Linked DNA regions of Homo sapiens: region 2 is linked to region 1. A link is a contact called in ENCODE Hi-C data. All regions are on one chromosome and are shown on one strand. Each heading gives the region's core, a stretch centred on a gene start or an enhancer-like site at or near the end of the contact. The rest is flanking DNA. Distances are from core to core; before and after follow the strand shown.

Region 1 (3,039 bases), core at 374-2,873:
ATGCTGTATGTATGTGTGCACAGGGCTTAAGAAGATAAACAAGAAACCCCAAACGACAACAAAGAAACCCGTTAGCTGTGGTTATCTCAGAGTCCTTTCTTATTGAACTCAAAGTAGTAAAGGCTGGAAAGCAGTGGAGAGGCTTCAAAGGAGCTGGGCAAAGGTTAATTAAAGGCTGTCGTCCTACGCTTTGCGACATTTTTGTTACAAAGAGCATGGATGACTGCTACACTGAGAAGGCATTTTAATGTTTAAATCTATCCATTGGTCAACAGCAAGCCTGTCTGCACGGCCCACACAGACGCTCCTTGACGAGTCGGCCCAAGCTCTCCTCCACCCAATCTCCGGTTTGCAACTTTACCGTCGGGTGTTGACGGGAAGGGGGTGTGGGAGCGGGGTGGGTGGGAAGAGTCCCCGCGCCCCTCCCCGCCCGGTCTGACCCGGCCTGGCCTCACTTCCTCCCGCGGCCGCGCGGCCTCCCGGCAGTGCCCGAGCCCGGCCCGCGGGTACCGCCCAGAAGGCGAAGGCGCCACCACCGCCGCAGCTGGCCCTCTGGCTCCCACATCCGGACTCACCGGCAGCTCCAGCCGCCGTTGCCTCCGCCTCCAGCCGCATTGCCCTCAGGCCTCGAGTCCCCCACTAGCTCCTTCCGTCCAGGCACGGGCTCCGGCGCTAGAGCAGTTTGAAAATGGCGCGGAGGGACGATCGGGGCCGACACGGAGGAGGCGCCGCGGTTGCCCCGGTAACGGGAGCGGCGGACGATTAGCGGCTCGCGGCGGGGACGCGCTTGGCGACGATGGCGGAGCCCCAGTGCCCGGAAATGCAACGGCCCGGACAGCGCGAGGCCACGGCGCCCCCTGGAGGTCGGCGCCCGCGGCCAGCAAATGCCAAACCTCAGCTGGTGCCTGAGCTGGCATCCTCTTCCTCCTGTCGGCGGGAGGTGTGGATCACCTACTGCGTGCGGGGAACAAACGCCGCCCCAGTACCGGTCCCTGCAGCGGAGTAGCCTTCACCTGCAAGGTGAACGCCTGCTCACCACGTAATCCCCAAACGCAGATATCACGTTGTCTCTGCAACTTTCCCTGACAACCACCCAATGCAATTAATTATCCCACAATAGTATCTCCCGCAGGCTCTCTGTAGAACCATAGAATTCATCCATCAAAATACAATCATTTGTTGATCCGTCTCTCTCTGCCGCCCCCAAATGTGAATTCCTTGAGTCAGAGACTATTCTACTCAGCAAAACATTTGTGAGTGGAATTAAATTGAAATAAACCGTTATAGTCCACTCACAGATGGAAAACACATAGTAAAATCCTAGAATTCCATTTCTCCCCTGAAAATTTCCCAGACAGTCAGAGGGAGTTTCATTCTTTCCTGTTTACTTTTCTCCCAAATAGGCCTTCTGAGGCAGCAGAATAGGGAAGGAAGTCAGAAGACTGACCAGCTCATACCTATGGAATGCCTATCATACATACACTTAAAATTATGGCAAGCTCACGCAGGCGCACTAAGAGAGAAAAAACAAGAAAACAGATATGACAATTATAGGAAATCCCCTCCCTAGAGTTAAAGAAGTGTAGGAAGTGGGTATAAAAGAACAAAGGCTATATTAATCCAGGGCTGACACCACTTGAAGATAAGCCCGTTCCTCTCTCTGGTATATTCTTTGCTTAATAAATCTTGTGGGGTGGTTATTTGTGTGTCTCATCCAATTCTTTGTTCATAACACCAAGAACCTGGAACTCCCAACTTCCAATCTGGTAACATATTTTGGTGAGCCAGCCAGGAGGTAAGCCCAGAAGAACTGGGACTTTTTATTTTCTTTCTTTTTTGCTTCAGCTCTTTCACTTTGGTTTAAAGCTGCCTTCTGCTGGCACGGATTGGGCAGTTAAGAACGAAAAAGGCACTGGCCGCTTGAAGACTCCCATTGTTGCGGGAAAGCAGAGGACCAGAAAGACCAATGGGTGGAGCAGGAGGATTTTATTAAGGTGTGCACTGGCTCCGTGGATTTGCATCCAAAAAGCTGAGCCCTGAACAAAGACAGAGCTTGGCTTATATAGGCTAAATTAAAAAAGCAGAACCAAGGCAGTAAATCACACAGTGACAGGTTTTGTAATCTATAGCATAACTGCTGAAATTTGCATAACTTTTGGCTTTGCTTAGCTGGTGGCCTTGCAGCTGCGTCAAAAGAAAAACAGGAACCTACAAATCTTTCTAAACATAGGCAAAAATAATCATAATTAATGGTCTAAGGAAAGAGAAACAGTAAAGGAATTTGTTTTTCTTAACCATTGCTCAGGGGTGTTTGGAGCTCATTCCTGGCTTCTTAGACTAGGTCACCATGACCTTCCTATAGCCTTGCTTGTTACTATCCTTAGAGTGAGTAAATGCAGTACAAAACTTTCTTTAAATTCCTGCCTCAACGTGACAGGATAACCTGATTGGGGAATGGAACAGATGGGTCCCACGGGGTACAAGATCAATCCCTGCAACAGTGAGGTGCATGTTTGTGTGGCTATAATTATTACATTATTTGCTGCTTGTTTTTTTGTTTTTGTTTTTGTTTTTGTTTTTGTTTTTGTTTTGAGATGGAGTCTTGCTCTGTCACCCAGGCTGGAGTGCAGTGGCATGATCTCGGCTCACTGCAACCTTCACCTCCCGGGATCAAGCAATTCTCCTGCCTCAGCCTCCTGAGTAGCTGGGATTACAGGCACCCACCACCATGCCCGGCTAATTTTTGTATTTTTAGTAGAGACAGAGTTTCACCATGTTGGCCAGGGTGGTCTCGAACTCCTGACCTCAGGTGATCCGCCCACCTCGGCCTCCCGAAGTCCTGGTATTACAGGCATGAGCCACCATGCCCAGCCAGCCACCGTGCCCAGCCTTGCTGCTTGTTTTATTTTTTTTTTCTTTTCTTCATTTGTGTTGGGATATCATGTTTTGACCAATTAGAGATCTCCCCCCAACCCAAAGGGCCAGGACAACAGGTAACTGACTGTGGGGAGCCCAAGGATTAGCATCAGCCTGAAGATT
Region 2 (3,039 bases), core at 540-3,039, 810 kb before region 1:
CATTATAATTAGCAATATAATGAGCAGTGAGGATGACCAGAGGTCACTTTCATTGCCATCGTGGATTTGGTGGGTTTTTGCTGGCTTCTTTACCACAACCTGCTTTATCAGCAAGGTCTTTGTGACCTGTATCTTGTGCCGATCTCCTATGTCATCCTGTGACTTGAGTGCCTAACCTTCTGGGAATGCAGCCCAGTAGGTCGCAGCCTTATTTTACCCAGTCTCTATTCAAAATGGAGTTGTTCTGGTTCAAATGACTCTGACACTAGCACTATAGGAAGCTGAGGCGGGAGGATCGCTTGAGCTCAGGAGTTCAAGACCAGACTGGGCAACATAGCGAGACCTTGTCAGTACAAAATACAAACAAAATTAGCCGGGAGTGGTGGCATCTGCTTGTAGTCCCAGCTACTTAGAATGCTGAGATGGGAGAATTGCTTCAGCCCAGCAAGTCAAGGCTGCAGTGTGCTATGATCGTGCCACTGCACTCCAGCCTGGGTGACAGAGTGAGACCCTGTCTCAAAACAAAAAATAAAGCAATTGCAAATATTTGAAACCCCCAAAAAGAATGGGGAAGGGGTGAATCCTATCTTTACTTAATATTTTGGTTATTGTTCATGATCAGTTCTTTTGCATTAATTTTGATTTGCTAAAATACTGCATTAAAATACCATTTATCCTAATTACCGAGAGTCTAGGCATCCCCTTCCTTACCTCACCCTAGTCCCAGCCCTTCAAGTGCCTCAATTTATAAGACTTTCTGGTAAGAGCCCTTTAGTGAGCTCACCTGTTGCGTTCTGAATAGGGATCAGTTTTTTAATGTTTTCATATACGTTTTCAGGAACACAGCTAGTATATAACAAAAGGAAGGACTCTCCTGTATATTTTTTCTTGGTGTTTTAAAGCCCATGCATACGAACAAATGTCTCCAATGACACAGAATCTCCAACTCCAGTTGCAAATCCTCTCTCACCCAACAGGCACTCTTTATTCGGAAGAGAACTTCCTTTAACCCTGAGTAGGAACTAAAATTCAAGTCATGTAAAAACAACACTTTTCAAAAGTGCCAGTATTTTGCTTTCTTCCTGTCCTCTGGTATGTGTTCTAAGTGCTTTTTTTAACAAACTAGTCTGACAGAAACCGCAACTGCAGGAAGCTGGAGCCCAAAATAAATAACTATATTTAAAAAAAAACACTTAGGTTCAGCTCTTAAAGAGCTAAACAGGCTCATAGCAAGTAAAACCCAGTCCTCTGCAGTAAAACCACCTCCCTCCCTACCTTATTGCTGAAAGTCAAGCTCCTGCCCTCCTACCCTAGACTTTCCATCCTAAGAGTCCCAGTCCCTCCTACTTTGAAGCCAAACGCATGGCTCCAGAGATGCCTGGCTTCACTCTGCCTCCTTCCTCCTGGAGGGCCGGAGCAGGGGCTTCACACTCACAGGGTGACAGAGCAGCACAGGACAGAATGACTCAGGTGGCAGGAACGCTCTGGTTGCTTGATGAGCAAAGCGTGTGGGGGAGGAGCAAATGGCTTCGACCAAGCAGCAGATGAGCAAGGCAGTCTAAGAGGAGAAAAGGGAATCACATAATTTGTATTTGTACTTTCTTTAAAAAAAAAAAAGACCAAAAACCAAAGAAACAAAGCTCAGATTCTACTTAGCGATCTCAAGACTTGCCCACAGATACTCAACTAAGTGTTTAACAATGTCTACACCCTGTCCAGGCCAGCCTGTGTCTCTTCTCCAGCCCGTAGCTGTCAGGTTGTTTTATACGCTGGTGCCACCTGTGGGGCGTGGTACAGGGGGGCCTGCTGGATTACATCTTAGTGTGTATTTACTACACATGCTGCCTGAACTGCCTGCATTCTGGCTGTGGCCTGGTGTATATCCCAGGCCTTGGGTCATTTCCATCCTACGTCTCCCAGAGCCCATAGATACCCGGGGTGGCCTTTAAAACTGGTGTCAGGCTGGGCCTGGAAAGTACCACCCAGATCCAGAACCAGCCTGCAGAATCCAGCTGCCTGGGGTTTGGGAGGGAAGGCCTTGACAGGCACTAAGCTGGCTGTTCCCTGTGAGTCAGAGCACACTGCACTGGGAGTTACATCCCTTGGGATGGGTTGAACAGTCACAACCAGAGGATACAGAGAGTCTCTTCCTTACCTCCTTCAAGCCAACCACGGGCTTTGTGTATTAGTTTTTTCATGTACAAAGCTGTCAAATAGTAAGGTCGAAGGGTATTCCTTGTCCCCTCTTGCTAATAATGCAGGATTCTAGCCCTCTCTGCTTCTCATCTTAGATATTTCTGAATGCTCACAGGAGTTTATCTTGCATCCTTATGATTAAGTCAGTTCAATTTCAATGTTATGTCCTGGACTCTGCTGCCAGTGTCTGGCACTGCTACCCTGTGCTGCTAAAGTGCAGGGCAAAGTAGGGAGACAGCATCATGGCCCCCTTTTTATAGGTTTCACTCTGTTGTTAGGATATAGGAGTGGTACAGTAGGCCAAAAAGTGACCCCCCAAAAGATATCCACATCAAACCCCTAAATCTGTGAATGTTCCCTTGCTGGGGAGAAAAGGTCTTTGCCGATGTGATGAAATTAAGGATCTTGACAGGAGGTGCTTATTCGGCATTATCCAGGTGGACCCCAAATGCAATCACATGTATCGTTATAAGATAGACACACGGAGGGGTTGGACGTGGTGGCTCACGCCTGTAATCCCAGTACTTTGGGAGGCTGAGGTGGGCAGATCACCTGAGGTCGGGAATTCAAGACCAGCCTGACCAACATGGAAAAACACCGTCTCTACTAAAAATACAAAATTAGCTGGGCGTGGTAGCGGGGTGCCTGTAATCCCAGCTACTCTGGAGGCTGAAGCAGAAGAATCGCTTTAACCCAGTGGGCAGAGATTGCGGTGAGCTGAGATGGTGCCATTGCACTCCAGCCTGGGCAACAAGAGCGAAACTCTGTCTCAAAAAAAAAAAAAAAAAGATAGACATACAGACAAGACACAGACATACTACAGAAGACATACAGAGGAGAAGT

What was found. Hi-C counts contacts between places; a loop is a spot of excess contacts on that map. Pooled maps may share reads with other maps.
Region 2: a loop to region 1 is called in a pooled map, with 8 times the contacts of the local background. The contact joins the enhancer-like site here to the promoter of EXOC1-AS1 in region 1. A Hi-C loop is called at or near these places in 5 of 37 single-sample maps with no recorded cell type and 10 of 50 pooled maps.

What each region holds. Positions count from the first base shown.
Region 1 is chr4:55,946,596-55,949,634 of GRCh38, reverse strand. It overlaps EXOC1-AS1 (EXOC1 antisense RNA 1), which reads left to right and starts at 1,623. Exons shown (of 5, transcript XR_941069.4): 1 at 1,623-1,795. It overlaps CEP135 (centrosomal protein 135), which reads right to left and starts at 690. Exons shown (of 26, transcript NM_025009.5): 1 at 576-690. RefSeq lists silencers at 285-744, 795-934 and enhancers at 149-1,113, 1,732-1,881.
Region 2 is chr4:56,756,366-56,759,404 of GRCh38, reverse strand. No RefSeq gene overlaps it. Among named protein-coding and RNA genes, the nearest start is that of CHAER1, 53 kb to the right of the region's middle. RefSeq lists enhancers at 854-1,023, 1,154-1,213, 1,544-1,613. Within about 2 kb of position 1,789, at least 26 of the 41 ENCODE cell types and tissues checked have a DNase peak (open chromatin) inside an H3K27ac peak, as active enhancers do.